2 separate regions of the Mus musculus genome follow, and region 2 is linked to region 1. A link is a loop called in an ENCODE intact Hi-C map of the cell type or tissue named here. Cell type or tissue: heart. All regions are shown on one strand. Links, peaks and the distances in the headings refer to the core of each region. The heading gives the core; the rest is flanking DNA. Region 1 overlaps Hspg2 (perlecan (heparan sulfate proteoglycan 2)). Region 2 holds the start of Ldlrad2 (low density lipoprotein receptor class A domain containing 2).

Region 1 (15,748 bases), core at 4,260-12,259:
CCACACACCCACCTGGCAGGACAAGCCAACATAGCCTGGGGGGCAGCGACACTCTTCCACCTCGAGGGCTCGGGGTCCACTGGAGGGCCCTGGCTGGGCCACTTCTAGGCTCACGGCACTGATACTGGCTGCCCGTGGCACAGAGGAGAATGTGGCCCGCACCAGAAGTTCATCCAGATCTGCCAGGGCCATGAGCAAATGCTCTCGGGTCGCAGGCTGTCCATCTGGCCGCCGCCAGAACTCCTGTGTAGGGGGACAGCAAGTGTCAGTGGAAGCTCTGGGCCACATCTCCTGAACTTGTAGACCTGTGTGCCTGGGGAGTCAAAGGCAAGTGCTACCCACCTCTCGGAAGATGATCTCATAGCTCCTCCTCTCTGGGCCCTGTAGTGCTGGCTGGGAAGCCACCAACATGATGTTATTGCCCTGCAGAGACACCAGCAAGGTTAGGAAGGGTACTTAGGGCAGGGGTACCCACCAACCCCAGGCTCTCCCAACCACTTGGACTCTCGTCCGTCCACACCCCCAAGCTCATGCGTCTGCCCACTGTGCCCATGGACAGCAGCCAGGCTAAGAACTTGGGAGTAGCCAGCCATGCAGTGGCAAGGAGACCACATTGGCTAGCTGGGTATTGGGACCGTGGCTTCCACTTACTCTTCTGCCTGACCACGGTGGATTCTAATGAGCTCACCGTAATCTGGATATCAGGGTCCAAGAGTGGGCTGCCCTGTGGCCCGGCTGTGTAGGAGAGGGTGTACCGCAGCTTCCCGCCATAGGCTGCCACCTGTGGAGGGACAAGATCTCACAGGTAAGGGGCAGAGCCTCTTGCTCCTGTGTGTCACACCCTAACCTCAGAAGGCCAGAGCTCGCACCACAGAGAGGCTGAAAGGCCCTCTCAGTTCCTCTCCAGCCTTCCTCATGAGAGGACATCTTTCCCTCCCGTTCTCCATTGCCTGACAGTCAGTCAGCAAACTCTGAGTCCCTTTTTATGTGTAGGCATTTCCCATAAAATGACAAGAGTAATAGCAGTGAGACGCTGCCAAGATCAGAAATTTTAGCTCAGGGCTTGGGGTCTGCATGGGTTCGGAGGCCTCGTCTCCTAGGTTTCTGGCTTTGGATCTGTCTAGAATTTACTTCCTTCTTTCTGTGAACTACATCCTTGTTCTCTCTCTCTCTCTCTTTCTCTTAAATTATTTACTTTATTTTAGGTGTGTATGTGTAGTACAATAATCCATGAGTGTATGGAAGCCTGTGGAGGTCAAAAGAAGCCTTAGATCCCTGGCACTGGAGTTACAGGGGGTTGAGTTGCCATGTGGTTGCTGGGAATTGAACCTGGGTCCTCTGAAAGAGCAGTCAATGCTCTTAACCTCTGAGCCACCTCTCCAGTCCCCTCCTTGTTCTCTTTATATAACAACCTTCTGGTACGCACGGGTCCCTCCCATCTGCTGTGGAGAGCAAGCCAGCCAAGCCTGCCCAATTAACACGGTTCTAGATCAGGAAGGGAGATGGGTGGGGTCCGTCCCAGTGTGACCAGACGCAAGGTGGCCATGTATTCCTCTTCCCAGCTGGGGAAAGGACAGTGCACCTGGCACACCTCTTTCATTCGGGACAGGGAAACTCCTATCTCCCATGGGACCAGAAGCAACACAATGAGAAAAAACCCCCTATGAGTGTCTGTATCCAGCTGTCATCCTTGGACCCTGTGGTTTCATGAGCCATTCTATTGTTTGATTGTTATTGTTTATTTGTTTGTTCTTTATTGTGGACAAACCACCTGGACTTGTGTCTCTGTAGGCATGGTTAGAAGGTTTAGTTTTGTAAAGGGCTCATTCACCCTGGCAGCTGAGGTCCCAGCTCTGACCCCTGGACTTTCTTCCCTCTCCTTCATCACCAGGGCAGACAGCTGGCTGAAAACTACCCAGCACAGAGTGTCTGTCTGGTTCAAGTGCGTTCATTCAGTGGGTGAATATTGATCAAACACCAGTTGGCTACACGCCAGGCCCTGGGTGACATAGGCCCCAGGGCTATTCTCTTAACAACCCAGGGTGTGGTAAGAAACTTATTAGAACAACCAGATTACAACGGAAACAACTGGATTCCTGTTTGTTTTGGATGCCAGTGAGTTCACAGTGTCATCTGGGAGCAGCTTTCTAGGAAGTGGAAGGCGTGTGCCACACAAGGATGTTAGTCAAGGTCTAGAGATGCCAGCTCTGCTGTCTGGACAACTGTGGACACGCTTACTTTGAGCCCTACTTCCCTCACCTGCAGATAGGAGAAAAAATACTTTAAAGGGCACCTCGAGGATTACATAGCTCAGGCCACATACAGGGACACACTCATCTTAGTGCAGAGAACACACTTGAAGGCCAATGGCTCTCCCCTTCTTATGGTACCCACCCAGATTCTGGTAGACTCTTACCTCACTTCCTCTGGACCTGCTTGGCCTAGACTGGCTGCTGATTGCAGTCTTACACGTGTTAATCAAATCCTGCCTCCCTCCTCCAACTGCTGGCGACCAGACCTGGGCCTTAAGCATTCTACCACTTACCACTAAGTCAATGCCCTGATCCCAAGGTATACACAATATGAAGAGGCTCTCTCTGTCACATGGGGACAAGGAGGCAAGGTAGGAGCCATATCAACTTGAATGTTAATGTCAGGGTAACAGTAACAACACCCAGGATGGTGGCGGTGGCTCTGTTGGTAAAGTGTTTATGTGCAAGTGTGGGGACCTGGGTTTGCTTCTCAGAGAACTGCCCCCCCCAAAAAGTCCTGGGCATTCTAATACTGGTGAGACAAAAAGAGTGACCCCAGGGACACCGTGAGTGGCCAGCCTACTCCGGTAAGCTCCAGTCCAGTGAGAGACTGTGTCTCAAAAAAACAAAGAATAACAGCGGGAGTTGTCCTCCAGCTTCCAGAGGCTCATGTGCATATGCAAGTGTACACACACACACACACACACACACACACACACACACACACACACACACGAGAGAAAGACAGCGACATTCAGAGTGCAGGACTGGTAAAAACAGTGAAGAGTTCTGGAAGGCCAGCCCAGTAATTGCCTCTGTACTGATAATACAGCACCCAGCAAGTGCCTAATAAATGCACCCCCTGACACCCCCCCCACACACACACACATGGCCCTTCCACTTCCAGGTTACCTTGTTCCCTAGGAAGGCTCGGGGCAGCTGCCAGTAATAGAGGCTTCCAGGCAGCAGAGAGAAGCCCTCGTAGGAAAGTGAGAACTAGATCAGAAGAATAGAAGGGAAGAATGGGGTACAGGCGCCCCAGCAGGGACCCAGAACCCACCCAACCCCACAGCACACGCCCACCATGCTCTCTGGGTGACCTGCTTCCTGCTATGGGCCCAGGTCCTCTAGATGTTCTTTCTAAGCATGGTCTTGTTTTGCCTTGAATACGGTGTGTCCTTCCGGAGGACCCCAGGATCAGTGGGGCACATGGTAAACACCTAAAACTCCAGTGGCTCTTCTTATGTATGTATGTATGTATGTATGTATGTATGTATGTATGTATGTATTTACATATATGTAAAAATGTAGCTGGAGCTGAATGTGAAGGTGCACACCTTTAAATCCCAGCATTTGGGAGGCAATATGCAGGTGGGTCTCTGTGAGTTTGAGGCCAGCCTGGTCTATCCTGGTAAGTTCCAGGACAGCCTTGGCTACATAATAAGATCCTATCTTGAAAGAAAGAAAGAAAGAAAGAAAGAAAGAAAGAAAGAAAGAAAGAAAGAAAGAAAGAAAGAAAGAAAGAAAGAAAGAAAGAAAGAAGGAAAGAAAAAAGTAGCCAGAAAACACAACAATGTAGCCACAGGATTGTGGATGTAACTCATAGCTTTTACTCAACTTGCATGAAGCCCTGGCTTCCATCCAAAAGATGGGATAGAGGGCATAGTAGCACACATTTATTATCCCATGACTTTGGAGATAAGGCAGGTTGATCAGGAGTTCAAGGTCACCCTTGGCTATAAAGTAGTCAGCCTGGGCTACAGCGAACTGTCTCAAAAAAAAAAAAGTGGTTGGGTATGATAGTGTGTATCTTTAATCTCCATATTTTGGAGGCAAAGACAGGAGGATGAACACAAGTTCAAGGCCAACCTGGTCTCTGTAGAGAGATCCTGTCTAAAGAAGAAAGAATAAAAGAAAAAGAAAGAAAGCCAAGTGTCAGGCAGACATGGTTAGTATCCCAGCACTTGAGAGGCTAAGACAGGATTCTGAACTTGAGGTCAGCCTGGGCTGAAGTGAGACTGTCTCAAACCATAAGGATAACTATAATTGACTCCCTATCTGGTGTGATTAAAGTGGCGCCTGAAGTCAATGATAGTCCAGGGAGTCTCATGGAATAGCAAACTGCTTTGGAAATGGCTAGAGTCTAGGAAGCATGGTGGGCGGGCCCCTCAGTGAGTGACGGGGTACATACCTGAGAGTCTGCTGGGGAAGACAGAGAAGTGGAGGAGGAGGAGGAAGAGGAGGAGGGAGAGGAAGAGGAGGAGGGGGGACCTGCTCGTAGAGCGGCAGCTAGCTGGGGGCTGGGGTGCAGCCCACGAGGAGGGGGTTGGGGATGGGCAGCAAAGCTGGCAAGAAGCTGCCAGATCTCAGCATCCATCCGCCTCTGAGCCTCATTCACCTGGGGACGAGGAGAGGAAGAAGTAGAGGACAGGAAGACATGGACAGAAAGACACCCATGAGGCTTGAGGCTCTGCCTTGCCCCAGGCTGAGCCCTCCCCATCCCATTCCCCAGTTCTGGGCCACCCATATGCCTGTGTGGATGTCCCCTATCCTCTCCTTGTGCCCTCTGCCTTCTCACTCCTAGAAGGCAGGCAGAGCATTTTGGGATGAGTATGGGCTGGGTCTGCTGGGGAGGAACCATGCCCAGGGTGCCCAGCAAGGGGAGGATAGAAAGTTCTGTGGCAGCCATGGGTGGGGTGGGGGAGTGGGGTGGACAGCTGCCCACAGCCCTACATAAGCCATTCTGGCGTGTCTGTAGAACACTGGAGTATGCTGGCCTAGACAGGCTTGGGGGAAGGTGAACCAGGAAAGCCTGGGTTTTGGTTCAAGGTCTGGCCCCTAGGTCCCCAGACAGAGCCTGCGCTTGCCTTAGGTTACCTGTGATGCCCGTTGTGCCCGGCCCCTGCCCTCTGGGTCCCCAAGGATCCTCCCCGTTGTCACAGCTGCCCGCCACTGTTCCTCTGAGAGGGATGTGCGGTTCTGATGGGGTGGAAGTCACAAGCCGTCTCAGCCCTCACAGGGCTCAGAGTTATAGACAGCGTCTTCTCCATACATGGTACCAGCAAGGAAGGCCACAGTGACTAATGAGGGAGGCATACCCCATCTTGGGGCTGATACATAGGGTTACTCCAGGCTACTGGAAGGGCACATGCATAGGTTAATGGTGATTGCTGGCAAATATACAGAAAACTGGGGAGCCAGCCACAGTCACATAGATTAACATCAAGCTAGTTTTCCTGTCCGCAGACCTCCAACTGTTGGCACCAGAAACACACCACGTGGCTGGTGGGCCATAGCACAGCACACACCCCTCCTGCTCTCCTTGGTAGTACAGGCTCAAGCAGGGCACCCATGGGTGCAGGGCATCTCCCATGCAGGCTGAGGGTAACCATGACACATCCTGTATCGCATCCCCATTTCACACCACTCAACAAATGGCATACCTGGTGAGCCCGGCGTAGCCGTGCAAACTGAGCCTCCCTCTGTGTGTGGGACAGCGGGAAGCACCAGGGGAGGAGACAGAGAGAGGTCTGAGAGAGGCCAGAAGAGAAGGAGCCAAGGAGAAGAACGCACCAGAAGGCAGCCAGGTTGGACAGAGGGGTGGCACCTGTTTCTCACCAAGGAGCAGGGACTGGAAGGTCTCAAAGCCCCCCTGTAGTGACTGGATTGGGGTGCAGCTGAATGGGCACGGGCCTCTGCTGGTGGGGGACTCACATACTAAGTCCCATGTGCCATGCTTCTATGGCCATGACTCCTTGAGAACCATATGTGGCTGCTTAGGGGTGTGTGTGTGTGTGACTTTTATTTATTATTTTACTTTTATTTATTTTGATTCAGGGGCATTCATTGATACATTGCCTGCATGTATGTCTGTGTGAGGGTGTCAGATTCCCTGGAACTGAAGTTACAGACAGTTGCGCGCCTCCATGGTGGGTGCTTGGAATTGAACCTGAGTCCTCTGCGAGAGCTCCTAGTACTCCCAACACCTGAACCATCTCTCCAGCGCCCTGGCATTCACCTCTTAGACCCTGCCATCCACAAGACCATCCTTGATGATGCTGTCTTCCGATCAGACCTCATTTCAGTTGCAAAGAAGGCCCTCTCTGCTTAGCGCAGCCTTTTAAAAAGGCAGGTCTGACCTGGATACACATCCTGCCCATTATTGCCCACTAGTCTTGGGATTCGCATAAAGTCCTTGATCTCTCTGGCTTTACTTTCCTCTGCTAAGAAATGGCAGTAATGCTGGCTGGCTCACGCAATCATGGCTTAAGAGACCTTAAGTGGGGGTGTGGTCAGAGTTCAATAGAAATGACCTGAGAATTTCCATGCCAGCACCCAGCACCAAAGAGCACAGGGGGGTCCAAACTGGAACCGGCTCATTATGTTGTGGTGGAACATGTGACCTGGCCTAAAATCTCAGTCGTTACCAGCTGAGGGCTCAGTATGTATCAGGCACAATTGTCCCAGCCACCCTGTGCTGGGGAGGTCAGGTGTCCAGCTAGTGGACAGCCCAGCTGAGATGTGACCTGAGGTGTGTTGGACACTCAAAGGCCATACATAGACTGCATCATGACATGGCAGCCACATGGCAGACCACAAACTTGTTCCTGAGTGCCTGTTGACCCCATGTTCAGGAAGGACCTGGCTCAGAGCTGGCATGCCGGGAGCCCACTCAGATCTTACCTTGTCTCCTTGGTATATTTCTGGCAGCTGCCAGTAGAAGGACTCTTGGCCGAGGTGGGCAAAGTTGCTGAAAGAGAGGCGGGCCCCATCGTGCACTGGTTCCACGGTGAAGCCCCCTGTCAGTTGGCTGTTGCGTTGAGGGTTCACCAGAGCAAAGCCTTGGAAGTCCCCAGGAGCAAAGTGGGTAGAGATCTGGCATCAGGAGGAAGAACAAGGGTTAGCTTGGTCAGGCACACCAAAGTGGGCAGGGCACAGAAAGATATCAGGACAGGCAGGACATGGGGCTCGCTGAGACCAGGGCTGAGAGAGAAATGCTGGATATCTGGGGTGAGATGAAGGGGTGTGCTCAGTGCTGAGAGACCTCAGAAGGAGTCAGGTCACTGCGCTCAGTGCTGAGGTGAGCAATAAGGCCTGGCGATGGGTACCCTCGTGGGAGGCTGGCACCCAGCCCGGGACAGGGGACAGACTGGCTCTTACCAGCTGGCGGGAGTAAGAGGAGCTGGCACACTGCTGGGTGACACCCATGCAGAAACAGGGCAGGCAGCCTTCCGGGTTGCTGGCACTCAGGTGGAAGTGGTGAGGTCGGCAGTGACTGCAAGTACGGCCCTCCACCTGGGCCTGGGCGAGACAGACACAAAAATGTGTGCAGGGACTCGGGGCCAGTCTTCCCAGCCACTACTTACTAGCAGTCGTGAGCAGCCCTACCTCCCCCACCCCATGACCAGGTCCCAGGATCCCCTCGGGTACCACCGGACTTCTCTTCAGCCCCGGTGGTGGACTGAGCTGGACTACACAGAAGGCAGGGCTTTGAACTGACCTTGCACTGGCACTGACCAGCGGCGTCACACTGGCTGCTGATGCTGCCATGGGGGTCACAGCCACAGCCCAGCACCTCTGGCACCTGACCATCTCCTGAAGTGTAAAGAAGCCACAGATGGCACAACCCCCAACCCAAGACTAAGCACCTCCATCTCCAACGCTCTCTAAGTCAGCACCAAGAGGACTGCTGCCAACTTGAGGATGTCGGCAGTGCCTCCTCCTGTGACAGAATGGTAGAGCCACCTCACCCAGGTCCCAGGGAAACCAAGGACCTGTCCTAGATCTCCCTGGAAAGAAAAGCATCCCCCAGTGCCCTCCCAAGTCTGCAACTCTACTCACTGTGGCAGGGCTGGCCCTGGCTGGGGTTGCCATAGTAACCTGGGGCACACCTGCAGGGAGAGAGAGAGTGGAGTCCTGAGAAACTGGTGATGAAGCGCCTGGGCCCAAGGGTGGAATCTGGGCTAGGACTCAACGATCCCACAGTAAAGGAAAAGCCTTATCAGCCTGTGAGCCCATTTCACAGATGGGGGAGAAAAAAGCAAGGGTGGGGCCAAGTTTACTGGCAGTGAGTTGACTCCAACAGGCCTTGACCCCAAGGGTCAAGATCAAGAGGTCTAATGTTGGGCCTGGTGGTGTGAGCCTATAATCACCTTCAGGAGACGGAGGTAGAAGGATCAGTAGTTCAAGGCCATACATGATGATACAATGAATTTGTAGCTATCCTGAACTACATGAAATGCCACCTCATAAAACCAAAACAGAGCAAAGGGTCTATTGCAAGGGTTCTCAACCCGTGGATCATGACCCACAGGGGGGTCAAATGACCCTTTCACAGGGGTTGCCAAAGACCACCGGAAAACACACATATTTACAGTAAGATTCATACCAGTAGCAAAGTTACAGTTATGAAGTAGCAATGAAAATAATTTTATGGTTGGGGGTCACGGCGACGTCAGGAACTGTATTAAAGGGTCGCAGCATTTGGAAGGTTAAGAACCATTGGCCTAATGGAAGGACCCTGGCCTGGATAAGATAAAGGCTTGGCTGGAAGGTGGGCTACAGGCCAATGCCAGGCTGCAGGGTGAGGCTCCCAAAGCGGAAAGCTGGTGGCCTTTAAGAGCCTGTGCAACGAAGAGCAGAAGTCAGGCTCCTTGTGAATAGGATGGCTGGTTTCACTGATGGTGCTCAGGAACCCCCCCTGCTGAACCCCTGGCTCTTCCTACCAGCCATCTCACCTCTCACAGTGACGCCCGCTGTGTCCTGGTGAGCATGAGTCACAAGTGGGGTGGCCATCTGTGTCCAGGAAACAAGTGTGGGCAGCTCTGAGAGAGAGTGGATAAGTCCAGTCAGTAAGGCATTGGCTGTTCCTGCTGGGCTCCCGCAGACCAGGGAGGTGGGGGAGATCTACACCAAGAGTTTCTTTCCCATCCCCACATTCAGTTCTCAGGGGCTAAGGTGGGTACACAGTCCCCATTTAAGAACCTGGGGCTCTGAAATGGATGCTATCTCTCCCTAGTGGCCAGCCAGAATTTAGCTGTAACCTCTCCCCAGTGCTGGACCAGAGAGGAGGTTGGAAGGGTGGTGGGTATTTGAGGGCAGAGTGGGGCCCAGACTCACTGGCCAGCAGCAGGGGCTCCGTAGCATGGGCAGGGCTGGCAGTCCTGTGGTGTGCCCCGTTGGGCATCCCCATAGTACCCTGGCTGGCACTGTTCACAGCTAGCACCCTCCGTGTGGTGCTGGCAGCTCTGGAGGGACAGAAGGCAGGTTGAGGCTGGGCCCCTGAAAGCCAGGGCTCCCAGGATGGAGGAGGACGGAGGGTGAAGGGGTGGGGCTCACCTGGCACGCCCCTGTCTCAGGCTCACAGGTCTCTGAGTGGCCATGGCAGTTACAGCGCTCACAGGTGCCCAGGTAGAGCCCGCTGGGCACACGTGTGTAACCTGTGTCACAGTCCTAGGGACAAAAAGACGGTGGAGGGCTGGGAACGTGGGAAGAGACAAAAGGCCGGAAAGCATTGTGGAGGAAGCTGGGTGGAGAGGTGGGGGACCCAGGCTCACCTGGCAGGAAGGGCCGCGGTAACCAGGGGGGCAGGTACACTGCTCTACTTCCCGGGCTGAGTCCTGGCCGGTGTTCTCTGGCACAGCCACATCCATGCTGATACCAGAGACCCTGGGTAGAAAGAGAGTCACGGTAAGGGGATGTTCACAGTGCACTGGGGAGACCTGGAGTCCTGTGTTTCAGCATCCTGTGGTCCCCGTTCGTTCTCCAGCAGTCTCACAGGCTGTGGTAGCCGCTCATACCTGCTGCTCTCTCCAAAGGACTCCCATCCTCTATCCCTCCTTGTCTGGACGCCCTAAACTATCCAGCTTCTCTGGGGACCCCTGGAAAACTGACTTAGAACCACTGGCCCTCAGCATGTTAAGATCCTGTAAGGGATGCTGCAGCATGCTAGCCACGCTACAGTGTGAGAGGCTACACCACATTTTTGCTTCCTCTGGAGACACCTCTGCCCCGCCTCAGCCCCAGCTACCTGCTCTCAGCCGGTTGCTGCGTGTAAGATGCTTGGATGAGGAGGGCATCAATGCCTGCCAGGGCCATCAGCAGGTGCTCCCGTGTGGCCGGCTGCCCATCAGGCCGCTGCCACGCTTGCTGTAAGGGAAGTGACATGAGATCCATTCCTGACACCCTGGGGGCTGAGGCCCCCAAAGTGAGGAACAAGAAGGGATGGGAGGGGCTCACCTCTTGGAAGGGCACTATGAAGTTGCTGGGCTGGCCAGGGCTGGGATCCCTCGAGGCATGATGCTCCAACACAATGTTGTTGCCCTGCAACACCACCAGGGGCTGTCTGTGCAGGGGCGCAGAACTGGGCCGGGGCCTCTGCGTCACAGTGAAGCGCAGCTCTCCGCCGTAGGACGTCACCTGGAACAGGGGTGGACAGGCTTTGAGCGGGAGACTTCAGTCGGGCCACGCTGTCTCTATCCTCCCAATGCCCTTCCTGCCTGTGTTGTTCCTCTGTCCTGCGCACCTTGTCCCCTCGGAAGCTGGCGGGAAGACTCCAGAAGTAGGGTTCAGACAGGAGGTTGTGGAAGGAAGAGAACGACAGCTCCCCGGGTGCAGGGGACGAGACCCCCTCGCTGGTGGTGTGGGTGCCGGCGGCGTTGCTCAGGCTGAACTGAGAGGGCTGTTCCGAGGCCCCGAGCACCTGGAGATGGAGAATGTTCAGATCGGGCAGGGGTGGTGGTGGCGGTGGCGGTGTTGCCCCCGCCCTCTGTCCCGGCTGTCCCATCCAGCTGCCGCCCTCTTGCCGGTACCTGGGCGCGGCTCCAGGAGGAGCTGCTGCACTGGCGACTAACTCCCATGCAGAAGCACTTGAGGCAGCCGTCCGGGTTTTGCTTGCTCAGGTGGAACGAGCCGTCCGAGCACTCGTTGCACAAGCGCCCCACTACATTGTTCTGTGGACACAGAGATGGGAGCTGCAGGATGGCCCACGGGAGGAGCTGCCTGGAACCAGCAGTTGAATCTACCCCCGAGTCTAGACGGGGGTGTCCCGGAGAGCCATGGAAAGCGCACATACATATATGCGAGGCATCTCGGTCATTAGATTGTGGTGCTTAATGAAACCAGTTTCCCTTTTCTCATTGGCCACTAGGAGGCTCACAGATAAGTTTAGATTTGAAACACACCAAGCTGATAGAATTCACCGCCACTACAGCTGAAGATGGGGAAAGTCACGCATCACGCTGGTGCCTTTCAAGTGAGCGAGTGAGGCTCAGAGATAAGAAAGGACACGCAGGGTCAACCGGACGCTCATCTCCTGACTTATAAGATCAGGACTGCCTGACTGCAAAACCTGCCCAGTTAATTTTCTCCACTGACGTCTGATTCTCCCACTATTGATGAAACGTCAACACGAGACCTGACAGAGTACTGCAGTTGAGGGCCGGAACGCTTGCAGCAGTTGCTGCAAGCAAGCCAGGAAATTGAACTCAGGGTGGCTGACTTCTTAATCAGTGTTCCTGCCCACAGCCAGGACTCCCCTCACAGTACAGAAGACCAGCCAGGACTATGGCCTCAGGCAAGGCAGTGCCCACTGGCCAAGGTACTTGAGAGGCTGGGATCTCTTTCCTCCCCGGGGCCACCGTAAGGCTGGCCCGAGTCTTGGAAGGAGTAGACAGTACACGTACCTTACAGCGGCAAGTCTCCCCTGAGGTGCCCAGGCTCCCTCGCTCATCACAGCGCACAATTTCCTGGGCTGGAGGCAGGAGGAAAGCATTGGCAGGGTGGGTGGGAATGGGCAGCTCGCCAGGGATCTCCGGGTGTGGGCTGGGAAGTTGGGGTGGGGGGTTGGGGGGACGGGACGGGGAAGAGCCCAGCCCAGCAGTTTCTGTCAGGACGTGGTCACAATACTCACTGGTGGGCCTGCACTTCCCGCCAGGCTGGATGGGGTTGCCTTCATATCCAGGGGCACAGCTGTGGGAGACGACACGGTCACACCCCAGCCAGGGCATGCTCTCTCCTACCCATAGCTCCTGTCAACTCCCCTTTACCTCTCACAGCGGCGGCCTGTGTAACCTGGGGCACAAGCGTCGCAAGTGGCTTGGCCGTCCGTGTCCAGGAAGCAAGTGTCTGAGAACCTGTGGGGACCAAGTGGTCAGGGTAGAAAGGTAGAACTCGGGGCTGGGATTGACATGCTCAACCCCAGGAAGACACACAGAGTGGCGTGATGCCCTCTCTGGCCCCTGTGACCTCATAGCAACTGTAGAAAGGGATATGGATCCATTATACAGAATGGAAAAATGAGGTTCACAAAATATCAAAGAGCACGGACAGGACTGTGAGCAGGTTAGGACTGGAATCCATGTGGGTATCCAGTTTTCCTGACATAGAATGTCCCCATGAGCCATACGCCTATATCCTGAGAGAGCTCTGACCTTCGGGAAGCGTCGATGTATGGGCAGGGACAGGGCCGGCAGGCAGTGGCTGTGGCCTTTGTGGCATCTCCAAAGAAGCCAGGCTTACACTTGTCACACTGAGGTCCTTCTGTGTTGTGCTGGCAATTCTAGAATAGGAGAAGGTAGATGGTGAATCGGGGCCTACTGTGTAGAATTGGGACAGGCAGGCTCTAGAACGTTCCACAGCTTTGCAGATAGGAGCATCCAGGTGCCTCCCCATGGCAGTTGTAGCCGCAGCGAGACAGCCAGTCCCACAGATGGTTCCAAGCACCTTCTGATAAGGATCGAACCTGTCACCCTCTTCCAGGCGGCACCCAGGACCGCCTCTGTCCTGGAGTCCATTCTGTCACCCTTATAAACTACCTGGGGATCTGAAGACAGTGGCTCTGCCATGTCTGTGTCTCCCTTTGATCAGCTCCACAATCCTAGCCCTCATCACTCTTCCCAAGAGATAAGGTGTAACGTCTAAGCCACGCTCCCCTCAGTCCTCAAAGGAGAGAGACCTTCATCTCCCTTGTCTGGACACTCCACCTCTTGCTTTTGTTTGTTTTGTTTCAAATGGTTTATTTATTTTTATTTTATGTGCATTGGTGCTCTGACTGCATGTATGTCTGTTTGAGGGTGTTGGGTCTCCTGGAGCTGGAACTAGAGACAGTTGTGAACTGCCATGTGGGTGCTAGGAATTGAACCCAGATCTCTGAGAAGAGCAGCCAGTGCTCTTAACCTCTCGGCCACCTTTCCAGCCCCTGTACTCTTGTTAATGCATCTGAAGGTCATGATAGCCACTCAAGCCATTCTAGAAATGTTGCAGTGTTCATGGATATAGGAGAGCCCCACTCCCATCCAGTGTCCAAGTGGTATCTTGCACTACTCACCAGGCAGTGGCCGTAGACAGGGTCACAGGAGCTGGCATGGCCATTGCAATTACAGCCAGAGCAAGTACCCAGGTAGGGCCCGCCAGGCACGCGGGTGAAGTGGGCATCGCAGCTCTCGCAAGACAAACCAGAATAGCCAATGGGGCATCTGTGGGGATAGGACCAAGAGAACGGCTGCAGGGACCACAGACCCGCTAATTCACCTCTACCCCAGAGAGTGTCCCATGGTTCACAGTCCCATTGGGGCAGGTACCTGCACTCCTCTACACTGTGAGCCCGGCCATGGATGGTGGTATGGGTGACAGTGGTGTCCATGACAATGTCACTCAGCCCCACACTGGCCATCTTGGTGTTATACACTGTCTGTAGCAGGACAGCCTCCAGGCTCGCCAGGGCCTGCAGCATCTCAGCCCGCTGGACAGGCCGGCCAGACTCGTGGACCCAGTGTTCCTGGAGGGGACAGGGTTGTTCTGTCAGTGCCTGCAGGCACCCCTCCCCCGCTACACCAATCCCTGAGATTCTGGTGCCACTCACCTCTGAGAGCTGGACCTGACGCTGGTTCAGAGTTCCAGGATGGGTGGGGGTGTGGCCTCGAGAGTGTAGGCGGTACCCCGCACCCACGAGGATCACATCTGGTTTCTGCACCGGCTCCAGCATGCCTCGTGCCAGTTCATAGCGCACCTTGTAGCGCAGGAAGCCTCCATAGGAGTCCACCTGGCCGGGACAGGACAGATCAGGGCAGGGCAGTCATCCCCAGGCAGCTGAATCCTGTTTTCTAGGTCCTTAGTCTGCCCACAGGAGGCTTATAGAGAAGTGGGCACAGGGCTGAAAACATGTAACACTGTACCCAGGGAGGCCAGTGTGGGGCATTCTACCAGCCCACAGGGTACTTAGGAAAGAACCCAAAGTGGGTTAGAAGAGCAGAGATCTGGGGGCTGGTGAGATGGCTCAGTGGGTAAGAGCACCCGACTGCTCTTCCAAAGGTCTGGAGTTCAAATCCCAGCAACCACATGATGGCTCACAACCATCCGTAACGAGATCTGACTCCCTCTTCTGGAGTGTCTGAAGACATCTACAGTGTACTTACATATAATAAATAAATAAATCTTAAAAAAAAAAAAAAGAAGAAGAAGAGCAGAGATCTTGCCTCTTCCCTAGAGAAGAAGCTGCCATGCTTCAGGGTGAGCAGGACCGAGCAGCCCCCGCCCTCCTTACCTTGTTGCCCCTCCTTACCTTGTTGCCCAGAAACTGCTTGGGTAGGGCCCAGAAAGCATCGTGGACAAGGAAGCGGCGAGACAGGTCGACCAGCTGGAACTCCTGCAGGGCGGGGTCGATCTGCAGCTGGGTGGAGGAGAGGGGTGGCACGCCGGGCTGGGAGGGCATCGTCACATTCACACCTGCAAGGACAGAAGCAAGGTGAGGATGGCGGCCCGTGCTTAGCAGAGGACAGCTAGTCTGAGAGCTGGGACCCAGGGAGGGGTGACTGGGAGAAAACAGATGCCTCCCTCCTGACATCAGGTTGTAGCCAAGCAGAGCTGGGCCCGGCACACATGTAATCCCAGAACTCCTGAGCAATCATGAGTTTAAATTGAAGGACAGCCTGGGCTGCATATGACCCTGTCTTAATCCAGCCACTCCCTCCCCCAAAATCTTTCTTCTCTTCCTCATTGTTTTTATCCTCTGAAGCTTCGGTACATGGTCTAGAGAAGGCCATCACTGTAGTGTGACAGTTGGGAGCCATGTTAGGTGACACAGCATCAAGGGAAGGGCAAGAGGCTCACTGCAGCAGACTTCTCAGAGCCTCTGGACCACTGAGGGGAGCAGAAAGGAAGCGCTCGAAAAGGGGATCACTCTTATCGTTATGGGGGTCACCGGTCCAACCCTCTCCTGGTGTGTGCACGGACCATGTGCACAGACTCACTCACCCGTAGGATTTCCCTACAGCATCCTGCCAGCCCCGAGGACCAACTTCACTTCACATGACAGTAGGGGCACTTGGTACCTACACTCTGCCGTTTGGTGATCCCTTGTTGGTGGCAATCCAACTGTGTGTGTGTGTACATGTTTATATGCAAATGTGTGAACTTGTATGTGTGTGCCTGCGGAGGTCAGAGGTTGATGTTGGACGTTTTCCTCAATCAGCCTCTACCTTAACAAAACAACAATTCGT
Region 2 (14,177 bases), core at 4,515-12,514, 50 kb before region 1:
TCTGCAACTGCCTCGGAAATAATACTGTGTATACATCATCATCTCCTGACCCTTTTACTGAGACAGGAGTCTCAGGTATCTCAGCTGGCCTTGAACTTACTGTGCAGCTGAGCGGCCTGATCCTCCTGCCTCTACCTCCCAAGTGTTGGGATCAGAGTACTACCACCTAAAAACCATATTTACATTTTCTCTCTCCCTGTCCCAATCCCACCCCCTTCTCACATTTTTTGAGACAGAATCTCATTTTGTAGAGTCCTGGCTGTCCTGGAATTCACTCTAAAGACCAGAGCTGGCCTTGAACTCACAGAGATCCCTGTGCCTCCTCCAGGGTCCAGGGATGAAAGGTGTGCATAGCCAGGCCTGATTATTTTATTATAGTTTTCCCTTTTGAGACACTTTCTAGATTTGTAACCCTGATTAGCCCTGACTCACCGTGCTGCTGCTGCTGCTGCTGCTGCTGCTGCTGCTGCTGCTCCTCCTCCTCCTCCTCCTCCTCCTCCTCCTCCTCCTCCTCCTCTTCTTCTTCTTCTTCTTCTTCTTCTTCTTCTTCTTCTTCTTCTTCTTCTTCTTCTTCTTCTTTTTTGGCTTTTCCAGACAGGGTTGCTCTGTATAGCCCTGTCTGTCCTGGACCTCACTCTGTAGACCGGCCCCACCGTGCTTCTTCTTGTCTTCAAGAATATTGGTTTTTAATCCTAGCACTTGGGAGGCAGAGGCAGGCGGATTTTTGAGTTCGAGGCCAGCCTGGCCTACAAAGTGAGTTGAGTTCCAGGACAGCCAGGGCTATACAGAGAAACCCTGTCTTGATAAACCAAAAACCAAAAACCAAAAACCAAAAAAAAAAAAAAAAAAAAAAAAGAATATTGGTTTTTACAGGTAGATGCCACCACCCTAGGGGCTGAAGTCCAGAGATTTTGAATTAGGAGTTGTGACTTTGAATCAAGTCATCATGTGTTCACAAAAATGCATCCTTGTTTTGAGGATGAGGCTTATTGAGGAAGCGCGATTTCCTGGATCAGGTAGAAAGGGCGGCCCGGGACTCTCTCATTCTCTCTCTCTTCTCTCTCTCTCTCCCTCTCTCTCTCTCTCTCTCTCTCTGTGTGTATATGTGTGTATGTGTGTGTGTGTGTTTGTGTGTGTGTTTGTGTGTGTGTTTGTGTGTGATCCCGCATGACTCCGCCCCTGCATTCTCCCCGCAGCGGACCTGACGGACCTGTGCGGACAGACCTGGCAGGAAGACGCGCTGCAGCTGCGCTCGCACTCGGCTTCACGCAAGTTCTACTTCGTGACTCCGGACACTGACTGCATTCTGTGGTTGCGTGCTGCAGCCCCTGAAGACAGGATGCGCTTCCAGTTCCGCTTCTTTCTGGTTTACAGCCTGTCCTCGGCCATCCGGATCACCGCAGCCACCCAGGCCACTGCGGCCACACCAACAACCAAAGCATCCTCCCGCGACCCGTGCGCACCGGGCTCCTACCTGCAATTCTACGACGGCCCGCAAGAGGCGCCCCGGGCCCTGGGGCCTCCGATCTGTGGCCTGACCATTCCAGCCCCATTCACGTCCTCTGGGCCCTGGCTTGGCTTGCGCTTGGTCACTAGGGGCCGCCAACCCCGGGTGGACTTTTTGGGCGAGGTCACCTCTTTCCACCTGGGTGGGTTGGGGCTCATGGATAGGGAGAGGTGAGGAGGGATAGAGCAGGAGAGGACAGGAACGGGGGAATGGGATCCCAGTTAGGAAACAGTGGGTGACGTGGACAGGGTTGTGGAACCAGTGAGAAAAGAGCTAGATCTACAAATCCTGTCTCCTTCTAGCCCCGACACACACTTTCAAGGTTCACTTGAACAAGGTTCACACAAGACACCTGTTCACACCCAAACTGTATGACCCTCACAATTAAACTCATGTTGGCACAAACGCTTCACACACTCACTGTCTTCTCACCTAAACAGCCACATACCTCACAGCTGGAACTCAATACCGCCTCACACCCAGATATGAGCACTGGCCCCTCTGTCTGGGCCAACCTGTCAGGTTTGCTGAAGGCCTGTACTAGGACTTTCCCCTAAAACTCACTTAGGCAAGGCAGGGTCCACTCTGAGCCCTCTCTGGCCGCCAGCTCACCGCCAGTCAGTCTCTCTGCGAATCTGTACAGCGTTTTCAGATTTCTTTGTTTCTTGGTTCTCTTTCTTGGCAGGGTCCGTGAGCTTACAGCCATTCTCCTGCCTCAGCCACCTGTGTGCTGCGACCAGAGGCTTAGAGCTCTGTGTGTGTGTGTGTGCGCGCGCGCGCGTGCATGTGTGCAAAAGACATTCAAACAGCACATGTCTGTCACAGCTTTTACCCTCTGAGCCATTTTGTTGAGACTGGCTTGCTTTATTTATTTATTTATTTATTTATTTATTTATTTATTTATTTTTGAGACAGGGTTTCTTTGTGTAGCAATGGCTGTCCTGGCATTTGCTTTGTAGACCAGGCTGTCCTTGAACTCTCAGAGGTCTTCCTGCCTCTGCTTCCTGAGTTCTGGAATTAAAGGCATGCACCCAGTTTGATTTTTGTTATTGTTGTTTTTTTTTTTTTTCTGAGCCAAGGTCTAACTCTGTAGCCCAACTTGGCTTTGACCTAGAGATCCTTCTGCCTCTGCTCCAGAGGTCTCAGATCACAGGTTTTCAACACTATGCCTGATTCAAGCTGAGGTGTTGAATCTGCCTTGCAATTCAGATCAAGTTCAAGGCTGTACATAGCCTTGCAGGTTGCCCCGGGTCTGGAGCCACCATGTGCTGATATCACTGCTCTAAGGGAGAGCAGGCTAGCTCTCAAAGCCCAGAAAGAGCCTAGGCTTTCTAGCTTTCCATGGTTATTTCTGGCTGAGTCTCCAGACTAGAGAGTTAAGCATGGGGCTTGTAGGCATGCCAAGGTTAGGGGCCTCTGGCACTGCCTTAGGACCTGGAGGATTAGATGGTGGGCTGGCTCTTGGCTATTAGCCACTTGGCCCTTCAGGCAGGTTCAACTACCTTTGTCTGCCCTAGAATCGTCTGTGTGTGCGTGCACATGCGTGTGCATGTGTGTGGGTGTCGAGGAGAGGATGGGAGGTGCTGTCCCTTCCCTGTTGAGTCTCTGGCTCTATATGAAGTATGCCCTAATGGTGTGTATGTCAGAGGTCAGAGGCCAACTGGTAGGAGGTGTTTCTTCCCCTACCATGTCGGGGGTGTGCCTCTGCCTACTGGAGTCTACCTTATTTTTTTGAGAGCCTCTTACTGAACTTTAAGACCCCCATTTCTGCTAAACTACTGGTTACCAAGTCTCCAGTATCTGCCTGACTCACATCCTACCTCCAGCATAACAGGAACACACCACTGTGCCCAGAGTTTCCATGGGTGCTGGGGATTCAAACGCAGGTCCTCATGTTTGCACAGAAAGTACTTTACCCACTGAACAGTTTGCCCAGTTCCTTGATCTTTTGAGACAGGGTCTCATGTAGCCCAGGCTATCCTTGAACTTACTATGTAGGATATCTTTGAATTCTTGATCCTCCTGTCTCTGCTTCCCAAATGTTGCTATTACTGGTTAGCTACCATACCTGGCTCTAAAGCTAACTTTTGCCCACAGCATGGAATTAGTCAAGCTGTCTGCCAGACTCTGTATACTGAGTCTCATTCCTTCGCTCATGTGTGGTCATTCATAAACATTAATTGAGCACCTGCTGTGTGCCAGGTGCTATATGACAGGCACTAAGGATACTGCAGCAAGCACTAGAGAAGGCCCTGTGTTCTGGTGCTGGCTTGCTGGTAGGGAAGGCAGGGAAGCAAATAAACAAATAGATCTGTGTCTAGCAGAAGGGACAAGAGGTTTAGTGGGCTCTCAGTTGGGATGAGCATCCATGGGAGAGAGGAGGCTTGCAGTTCTGGGTAAGCTGAAGGATAAAATAGCACCTGAGTGGAGATTTCCCACTTAGAATGGGAATGGTAGCGTCACCAGTGGTAAGTGCAAAGGCAGGAGCCAGAGTCTGCCAAGGATGCTCAGGACTATTGCAATTCTATGTATGTGTGTATGTATGTATGTATGTATATGGATACTTTTGTCGGCATATACTCTGCACACCAGAAGATGGCATCAGACAGCCGTGAGCTGCCATGTGGGTGCTGGGAATTGAACTCAGGACCTTCAGAAGAGCAGTTAGTGCTTTTAACCACTGAGCCATCTCTCCAGCCCCCACTGTGAATCCTAGGTCATAGGCACATGACCCACACTCACACCACTGTGTGAACTTCACATCCATCCTTTCTCTTACCCAGATGATAAGCCCTGTGGCCATGGTCAGGTGATCCAACGTCCCCCAGCTCTAGTCTCCTTACCATGGCTCCACAGGGTTAAAGTACACACTATCCATGCCTAGAATCCCATCCTTGGAAGCTGAATCAGGGGCATAAAGTGCTTGACTCTAGACTAGATCACACCAGGAGACCCTGCCTTGAAATAAAGAAATAATTTAAAAATATTAAATTAGAGGTGTTGGGATGTGACTTGTCTAGCTCAAAGAAGACCCTGAGTTTGGTCCTGAGCATTGCATGAATTGGACATTGTGATGGTTTGTATATGCTCAGCCCAGGGAGTGGCACGCGTAGAAGATGTGGCCTTGTGTGTCACTGTGGGTGTGGGCTATAAGATCCTCATCCTAGCTGCCTAGAAGTCAGTATTCTGCTAGCAGCCTTCAAATGAAGATGTAGAACTCTCAGCTCCTCCTGCACCATGTCTGCCTGGATGGTGCCGTATTCCCACCTTTATGATAATGGACCGAACCTCTGAATCTGTAAGCCAGCCCTTATAAGAGCTGCCTTGGTCATGGTATCTATTCATAGCAGTAAAACTCTAACTAAGACAGAGGTGGTGACTTACACCTGCAATCCCAGCAGTAGGGAGGCAGAGGTCATAGGACCAGAGGTCAAAGGTCATCAGTACTAGACGTTCAAGGACATCCTGGGCTACCTATTTTATGAATTCAGTAAGTGTTAACCACAAAGCCACCATGGCCACCAGCACCACAACCAGTTTTCACTGTGTTGACTCCCCTAAAGATTGTATACTGTTATCTCTCCAGGAGACCTACATTCCATGAACATGCTGTCAGACAGAAGCCTTGTCCTGTCCCCCATTTCTCTCACCATGGGACCACAGTGTTGTGGGATCTAGTCTAGGATCCTTACTCCCAGCTTCCCTTTTCTACCCCAGGGTCTTGCGGCACCTACTTCCGCTGTCGGAATGGCAGATGTGTGCCCCGGAGCCTCCTATGTGATGACTGGAACATGGACAACTGCGGCGACGGCAGTGACCAGGACTCCCGTCCCCCAGCCAGCTGTGGAGGTCAGTGATCGGGATCACGTGGACCCCATTTGAATATTAAAGTGGAGAGGCTGGCTGGCCCTAATGCTCATCTCTGGGGGTGGCAGGGCCTGGGTAGAGAGGTAACATACAGCAGGAGGGAGCGTGGCTACAATAATGGTCATTTTAGAGATCAAGAGTGAGGGTCAGTGCAGCGGAGGGAGGAGCGTCTAGTCCGGCGTGTGCCCGGAGACCTGGGGAGAGATGCTTCCCAGGACCCGAGGACCTGCCATCACTTCCAGTCCATATGACAACCTCTGGGTTATGACAGATGCTTGAGAAGCAATAGTTAAGTGAATAACAGACCTCGTGACTCCTCGGTCCCCTCATCGGTGGGGGATGGGGTCATTACATCTAACCCTGCAGACTCCTCACCTGCAAGTGCTATTACTAAAGTGTTCTGCTTAGAGCGAGCCACTTACTGCTCGGACGCTGCTCACCCCAGACTGCTCTGTCCCATGTCCCACTTACCAGCCTGCTGGGTAGACCAGACTTCACTTCCGGGCTGTGTGACCTTGGCCAGATGTTTTTTTTTTTTAAAGAAGATTTATTTATTTATTTTATGTATATGAGTAAACTGTAGCTGTATTGATGGTTGTAAGCCACCATGTGGTTGCTGGGACTTGAACTCAGGACCTTCGGAAGAGCAGTCAATGTTCTTAACCGCTGAGCCATCTCTCCAGCCCCTTGGCCAGATGTTTTATCAACTCTGTCCCTCATTTCCCTTCTTCTGGTACTGAGGATGTCAGAGAACCCTCATGGGGTGTAAGGGACACCGTAGTGTCCCCTGAAAGGGAAGCTCTCAGTGTGCTGTTACTGCTCACAGGTCCCTCTCTGGTACCCAAGGAGATGGGGACATTGGAAGATAACAGTTCCAAGGCGCTGACTCTTCTTGTGGCTCCTGGTTCCACAGCTGAGCGGACCCCTCCAGAAGGCCTGGCGCCCATCACACAAGAAGTGTTGGAAGGTAGATGGCACTTGGTGAAAAACTCCTTACATTTATCCACTAAAATTCCACCTGGGCCAGCCAGGAAAACGCTTGGATCCCAGCACCTATGTAAAAAGCCAGGTTCAGTGGGGTGAACCTGTAACCCCAGCACTAAGGAAGCCAGTCTAGTCCAACAGACAAGCCTTGGGTTCAGTGGGAGAGACCTTGTCTGGGAAAATGAGGTGGCAAGGAGGAGGTTGAGCAGGGCAGTGTCCTGAAGTGGAGAGATGACTTGGAAGTTAGGAGTTCATCCTATTTTTGAAGAGGATCTGAGTTTGGTTGTCAGGACCCAGGTTGGGCAGCTCACAATTGCCGGCGACTCCAGTCCCACAGGGATCTGACCACTCTGGCTTTTGAGGACACCTGGACTCCTATGTACATGCCCACACACAGACACATAATTAAACGTAAATTAAATCTTAAATAACAATAATAATAAAAGGCTGGGCAGTGGTGGCGCACACCTTTAATCCCAGTACTTGGGAGGCAGAGGCAGGTGGATTTCTGAGTTCGAGGCCAGCCTGGTCTACAGAGTAAGTTCCAAGACAGCCAGGAATATACAGAGAAACCCTGTCTGGAAAAAAAAAAAAAAAAAAAAAAAAAAGGCTTCCTGATGTCAGCCTTGGCCTCCACAATCAAATGCTCGCATGTATATTTGCACACATGAGAACATGTATAAAAACACAAGCAAGCCGGGCAACGGTGGAGCACACCTGTAATCCTAGCACTCGGGAGGCAGAGGCCGGTGGGTTGCTGAGAGGTTGAGGCCAGCCTGGTCTACAAGAGTGAATTCCAGGACAACCAGGGCTACACAGAGAAACCTTGTCTCAACAAACAAATAAACAAACACCCAACTCCCAAGCACACACCATACAGACACACATGCCAAAGAGCAAAAACTGCAAAAAAAGACGATGGGGGGAGCTGGCAAGAAAGCTTAGTAGGTAAAGACGCTTGCTGGGTGAGCCTGGCAGCCTGAGTCCAATGTAAACCCATGCAAAGGAAAGAAGAAGAGAACAGACTCCATGAAGTGGTCCCCTGCCCTCCACATATTTGCTGTGGTACACATGCCCTCACTCTACCATAAATTACCCCATGGTAACACACACACACACACACACCCACACCTCATCTCCATGATTTCAGGAGACTGGGCCCAGTAGAAGTTGACTGGACTCTCATTCCTCCCACAGGTCCCTGGCTCTGGTGGGTGGCTCTGGCCTCCTCAATGCTGCTGACCTGCACTGGCCTCCTCTGGTGCTGCTGTTGCCCAGGTTGGCTGGCCTGGCACCCAGGTGCCCACAGGCTCCGCCTCAGATGCTGTGCAGCCTGCAATGTTTGTCACCTATGTCCTGGCCGGGTGGCTCCTGGGGGTCTGTGGCTGAGCTGGCCGGCCTTCCAGAACCAGGGAGGTCATCGTTAGGGGGCTGTAGTGATCAGTTGATTAGGCTCTGGGCTCTGACAGGCCTGGGCTTTAAGCTCTTTTAGCTGGCTGACTTGGAAGAGGTCACTTGGTTCTTTGACCCTCAGTCTGTCTCTCTGAGAAATGGACCATGTCTGGTTCCCAAACAAGGTAAAGGTTGCAGAAAACAGGAGGATCAGGCCAGCCTGGTCTACATATAGAGTTCTAGGACAGCCGTGGCTCCAAGGAGAGACACTGTCACAAAAAAACAAACAAACAAACAAACAAAAAAAACCCAAGCCATATCAATCCAAACCAAAGCAAGAGAGATGTCTCAGTGGTTAAGAGCACTGGCTGCTCTTCTTGAGGTCCTGAGTTCAAATCCCAGAACCCACGTGGCAGCTCACAACTGTCTATAATTCCAGTTCCAGGGGATCCAACACCCTATTCTCCTGGTTTCCTCAGATATCAGGTACACACGTGGTAGGGGAAAAAAAAAAAGAAAGACCAGACCTAAGAACACAACAGACCAAAGAATGATACAATCTCTTGTCCTGGGTCAAATACAGGGAAGGACACCTGAAGTAGGGCTACAGTGATCACCAGCAGCTGGTGGTGTCCTAGATGGAAGGGTGAAGCACTTGGGACAGTGTCCTGATGTGGGGGCCTCAGTGCAGCAGGTCTCCCTGCTTGTCTTTTGTTTGAGTTGCGAACTATTGGGACCCAGCTCCATGGCGGCTGGCAACACTAACTGGGACGTTAAACTCAAACTATAGCAGGGCCTCTCTGCGTCTCGGGCTGTTGCCTTCACCGGGGCCTCTTCAAACCTTCTGTAGTTGTTCTGTGGTACAGCACGCACCTATATACCCGTAGATATACACAAGACAACGAGACGTGCCCTGAGACGTCTGAGAATTACCATTAGTCACTACGACTGGAAGGAGAGGATCTGAGATTGCCAAGGGTCATGTCTGAGAGAGAAGCTGTAGCCAATGATATATTTTTTGTTTTGTTTTGTTTTTTGTTTTTTTTTCTCTGTTTAGTCCTGGCTGTCCTGGAACTCACTCTGTAGACCAGGCTAGCCTCGAACTCAGAAATTCGCCTGCCTCTGCCTCTGCCTCCCAAGTGCTGGGATTAAAGGCGTGTGCCACCACGCCCAGCTGCAGCCAATGATATTTGACGTAGCTTATATAAATTTATTGTCACTCAATAAAGCTTGATTTGTGGGAAGACAATCTGTCCATCTGCTTCTGAGGCAGAGTGCTCATGACAGAGGGGACAACAGATCCTGAGGGTAGAGGTGGATCATTGTGCTGGACAGGGCAGGGGGCCTAGGGTAGGAACTGGGGTCTGCCTTGATCAGAAAAAAAACCTCAGGGATTGCTCCTCTTCCACATCTCAGAGACTCGACCCTGCCTTGCCCTTCCCCCAGCGGTACTGAGTGAATCCCTTGTCATTGAAACAGGAGACATCTAGCGGGGATAGCACCGTTTATTAAGAAAAAAAAAATCAGAGAAAGACCACAGGGGGTTCCCTCTAGGACCCAAGAGCCACAGTCTGGGCCTGCTTACCCCTTAGTCAGGTCCTCAGGCTCCCAGATGGGCAGGGTTATCATCATCCCTCGTTCCCTTCCCAAGCTGAGGTCTCAGCTGCCTCCACCAAGCCACAGGTGCTCCTGATCCCTGCTCCCCCACGCCCTGGGCCTTCACCTCCAGAAGAGTGGGGGGGTGTGGCCTGGTGTGGTGGGACCTCATTGCTGGGCTCTGCCTAGCGATTCTGGGAAAGAGTTGGTCTCCCTTGCAGCTCCTGAGGGCAGAGCCCTGGGCTGTGTGTGTGTGTGGGGGATATGGGGGTAGGGGTGGGGGAATGCAGGTGGAGGAGGGCTGGGTGGGAGGGGACACTGCCAAGGACATGGGACCTCTGGCTAGGTGGGTGTGGAGGAGGCTGGGATGGTATGTGGTCGGTGTGTGTGTGGGGGGGGGCAGTGAGCTGCCTTCTGCTCCCAGAACAGTGGCTCAGGCCATGGCCACACCCCCTCGTTCAGTTTGACAGTGAGGCACCAGGTGGTAACTGCGCTCACAGCAATGAGGACTGTCCGCACGCACGGCCTGCTGAAGTGGGTGGCCCAGCCTGACGCTGAAGCAGGGAAAGGGATGGGAACAGTTCTGAGCCCTACCAGTCACGATGCCTGACTCCAAGTTCCGGGAGCCTTCTGAGGAAACCTCTTCCAGTCCCCTTGTCCTGCCCACCAGCCTCGGGGCTCTGCCCACGAATGCGTGGGAGTTGGCGCACCCACCCTCCAGTCCAGCCCAGGGTGGTAGCAGCGAAGCGTGGCCTTGCCTCAGTCTCTTACAAAAAGTCATAATAATATTAATAATAATATACTCGACACTGTCAGGCTGGGTGCTGCCCAGGAGTCCGTGGGAGGCAGGTGGGTGCCTATGAGGGGCAGGGCCGTGTGTTGGCCCCTGCCTGGGCGCGATGCTGCAGGTCCAGGGGCTGTGGAGGTGGGGCTCCAGGCCGGGCCGTGTGCAACACCAGATTCTTGATACAGCCTGTGATCCCAGAAGAGAACTTGCCCCTGGTCAGTGTGGCCACATCTGGGGCACCACCTGTGGCAGGAAGAGGATCGTTGTGACAGTGGGTCATCGGTGGAACCGAGAGGCAAGGAAGCCAGACTACAGCCCCGAAGGCTGCCATCTCCTCCCCGTCTGTCTCAACACCCTGCCCGGCACTCACCAATGTAGATGATGTCCTTGGTGTTGACCGCCACATTAGGACCTGGGGACCGGCCGGTGACCAGATCCTCACCGTCTACTTGGATGGAGCCTCTCTGGCCCTCTCTGCAGGTGTGACAGGGTCAGGTCCTTTGCCCTGAATCCCCATCCTCCCCTGTCATTGACACTCCCAATAGGCACATCTGGCCCGTGTTTGCTCTCAGTTCTCTGCTTTCCTACTGGCCACACACAGCCACCTTCTGAGGCCTGTCCTCAGCTCTCCCCTCTTTAAGAAACCCAGGCTGGGTTCGAACTCAGAATCTTCTTGCCTCCACCTCCCAAGTGCTGGGATCACAAGTGTGCACCACCACCTTGATACTGGAGGAGCGCTGCTTGCCAGTAAGGAGTCTTTCCATATCAGTTACTTATTCTGCCCCTCAGATCTCAGAGCTTGCCCCAAGCCTGGGGTGGGGAGGTATGTGCTCCTGGATCCTATGCCCAACTCTGGTCCCTCCCCCTAGCGCTTGGCTGGACTCCTTACCGCAGCGCTGTTATCCGATGCCACTCGCCGTCATTGATGGGATCTTCTGAGACAAGACGGGCCTCCCCACTGCCCAGTTGGTAGCTGGAGTAACATAGATCCACAATGGTGTGAATTTGACGGTGAGACAGGATGTATAAAGGTGCAGATGATACCGGGGTGTGTAGCTGGGGCACCTGGACCTGCAGCTTCCCAGGGGAGAAGCCAGGGTTGGAAGAGGGGGATGGAGGTGCTGGGACTCACCTGAACACTAGATGGCCATCCTGTAGTCCAAGGCTAATGAAGTCCTTGCTGCGGCTGGCCTCTCTCACCTGCCAAGGAAACATGGGGTCTCTAGGTGTCCCTCACTGGAGCGCTGAGACCCTGAGGGCTGCAGCCTCAGCAGTCCTCTCTCTACACTTTCCTGACCAGTGTAGGCCAGTTTCTAACCCCAGAAGCCCCAGGACCCTCAGAGATTCCCACTCACCACACCCTGCCAGAGCAGGAGGCCATCGGCTGTGCTGGTCCGAACCTCGAATTCAATTGTCTCGGGTACTTCAGGCAGGCTGGGAAGAGGGAGCAGGAAGCAGTGGGTGGGGAAATCTGCGTCTCACACTCCGGTTAACCCTGCCAGGCCCAGAGAGTCAACTAACACCCATCTTACCTCCTTGAGAAACTGTTACCAGGGAGGCCTAGGAAGCCATTGTCATAAAAGTAGGCTCCGTATTGCCCAGGGGCATCTGTAGGAGGGAGGGAGACAGGGAGTGTGACTCTCTAAGTCCATCGTAGCTAATTACCATGTGTTGTGTACACGATGGGCATGTGAGTGTGGGAATGCTCATGATATTGTGTGTGTGTGTGTATGTGTGTACGCGCGTGCCGCACGCGCAAATTCATGTGTAGATCAGATGACAACTTTTGGGGGTTGTTTCTCTCCTTCTACAGTGGGTTCCAGGGATTAACCTCAGGTCACTGGTGTATGTAGCAAGTGCTCTTACATGCTAAGCCACCTCATTACCCACAGTTTTACTTTAAAAGGGGTGGGGGAAGGGCTTGCTGCACGCCTCTTTCCTTCTCTTCCTCCCGCCACCTAGGATGTATTGAATTCTCTGTGAATGACTGTTTTGCCAGCATGTTTATACCTCACATGTGTGCCTGGTACCCACAGAAGTCAGAAGAGGGCATGAGAGTCCCTGGAACTGGAGTTACAGGCTAGTTACTATGTGCCTGCTGGGAACTCTGAAACTAACACACACTTTTAAACACTCTGCCTTTTTTTTTTTTGGTTTTTCGAGACAGGGTTTCTCTGTGTAGCCCTGGCTGTCCTGGAACTCACTCTATAAACAAGGCTGGCCTCGAACTCAGAAATCCGACTGCCTCTGCCTCCCAAGTGCTGGGATTAAAGGCGTGCGCCACCACAGCCTGGCTTTTTTTTTTTAATTATTATTATTATTTTTTTAAATTTTACTTTTTAGTCTATGGACTGGAGAGATGGCTCAGTGGAAGAGTACCTGCTGTTCTTCTAGAGAACCCGGGGTTCAATTCCTGACACCCACATGGCTGTACAGCTCCCTATAACTCCTGTCCCAGGGGATCCAATGGAAGCATCAGGCAGGCCCATGATACACAGACATGAATGTAGGCTAGCTATGCATACACATAAAATAAGAAAATTTTTTGGTTTTTTTAAGACAGGGTTTCTCTGTATAGCCCTGGTTGTCCTGGAACTCACTTTGTAGACCAGGCTGGCCTCGAACTCAGAAATCCACCTGCCTTTTCCTCCCAAGTGCTGGGATTAAAGGCATGCGCCACCATGCCCTGCATAAGAATGTTTAAAAGATTTATATATGCTTATTTCTTTATCATCATTTATTTATTTATCTATTTATTTATAGTTTTTGAGACAGGGTTTCTCTGTGTAGTCCTGGCTGCCCTGGAGCTTGCTCTATAGACGAGGCTGGCTTCAAACTCACAGAGATCCACCTGCTTCTGCCTCCCAAGTTGATGTGTCTGTGCCTGTGCCTGTATGTGTGTATCTCTGTGTGTGTGTATAGTGTGCGTCTCTGTGTGTGTATGTGTGTCTCTCTGTGTATGTGTGTCTCTCTGTGTGGTGGGAGTGAGTGTGTGTATGCACACATAAGTCTTGTGGAGGTTATTAGAGATTGTCAGATCTCCTAGATCTGGAGTCATAGGCAGCTATGAGCTTCCTGATGGACATGGGAGGAGCCGCAGGCACCCTTAGCTGAGCCATTATCTCTCCAACCCTGTCACAGATTTGCAGATTTTTTACTTTTATTTATTGTCTTTTAAAGAATGATTTCTTTATATGTCTATGAGTACACTGTAGCTGTCCTCAAACATACGAGAAGAGGACATCAGATCCATTGTAGATGCCTGTGAGCCACCATGTGGTTGCTGGGAATTGAACTCAGGACCTCTGGAAGAGCAGCCAGTGCTCTTACCCACTGAGCCATCTCTCCAGCTCGCAGATTCTTACTTTTTTTTTTTTTTTTTTGCGAGACAAGGTTTCTCTGTGTAGCCCTGGCTGTCCTGTAACTCACTTTGTAGACCAGGCTGGCCTCGAACTCAGAAATCCGCCTGTCTCTGCCTCTCAAGTGCTGGGATTAAAGGTGTGCGCCACCACTGCCTGGCTCTTACTTTTAAATATGTGGAATTCCAGAGAATGAGAGTCCTGTGTTGTTCAAACTGATACACCAGAGATGCTTGCTGACTGAAGGAAACTCATGCCAGTGGTTCCAAGGTTGCCCAAGGCCACCTTGCCAATAAGCTGTGTATGGCTCTGTCCCTCTTTGTTCCTGCCTATCTGTCCCTGTATGAGTTCTTCTCTTGGGTTTGTTTTCCTTGAGGATCCAAACTGAGGTATAACTAACTGGGAGAAATGAGAATGAGAGTCCCAAGGAGACCAAGGAGAAGCCAAGGCCACCATCTGCCTAGCTGGCCACAGAGGGTACGCACCATTGCCTCCACTGCCTTCAGGGTGCCAGTCTGACTCCACTACCCCATATCCAGCGCCTGTGGGGAAGGAAGGATGGGATCTAGTTGGTGGACACAGATACCCAGTGGCTGTGTCTGACCCCAGAGGAAATATAAAACAACCAACAAGTACCTTGTTGGCAGCGTGGACCAGAGAAGCCAGGCAGACAGAGGCATCGGGC

The links. A loop is a pair of places that touch in the nucleus more often than their neighbours do. Peaks named below come from ENCODE experiments on the same cell type or tissue, not always from the same donor. Only the 100,000 strongest peaks of a DNase experiment are listed, where the experiment ranks them.
Region 2: a loop joins it to region 1, with 2.3 times the contacts of the local background. A loop is called at or near these places in 4 of 42 quality-filtered maps.

What each region holds. Positions count from the first base shown.
Region 1 is chr4:137,513,838-137,529,585 of GRCm38, reverse strand. It overlaps Hspg2 (perlecan (heparan sulfate proteoglycan 2)), which reads right to left. Exons shown (of 97, transcript NM_008305.3): 14 at 14,812-14,975; 15 at 14,113-14,292; 16 at 13,832-14,028; 17 at 13,579-13,726; 18 at 12,683-12,810; 19 at 12,299-12,385; 20 at 12,163-12,221; 21 at 11,936-12,003; 22 at 11,063-11,203; 23 at 10,777-10,953; 24 at 10,491-10,670; 25 at 10,282-10,400; 26 at 9,809-9,920; 27 at 9,591-9,704; 9 more. Among named protein-coding and RNA genes, the nearest start is that of Mir7018, 17 kb to the left of the region's middle. In heart, for the core only: CTCF peaks have their summits at 10,590 and 11,382 (motif pointing right); DNase peaks (open chromatin) are centred at 7,445 and 10,666.
Region 2 is chr4:137,565,691-137,579,867 of GRCm38, reverse strand. Hspg2 (perlecan (heparan sulfate proteoglycan 2)) reads right to left here. Exons shown (of 97, transcript NM_008305.3): 90 at 14,129-14,177; 91 at 13,978-14,034; 92 at 11,666-11,741; 93 at 11,489-11,567; 94 at 11,266-11,333; 95 at 11,023-11,106; 96 at 10,504-10,607; 97 at 9,238-10,376. The coding sequence ends at 10,204. Ldlrad2 (low density lipoprotein receptor class A domain containing 2) reads left to right here and starts at 4,688. Exons shown (of 4, transcript NM_001033979.2): 1 at 4,688-4,805; 2 at 5,225-5,356; 3 at 6,201-6,341; 4 at 7,556-8,992. The coding sequence starts at 5,299. The coding sequence ends at 7,785. In heart, for the core only: no CTCF peak of the experiment used is centred there; a DNase peak (open chromatin) is centred at 7,642.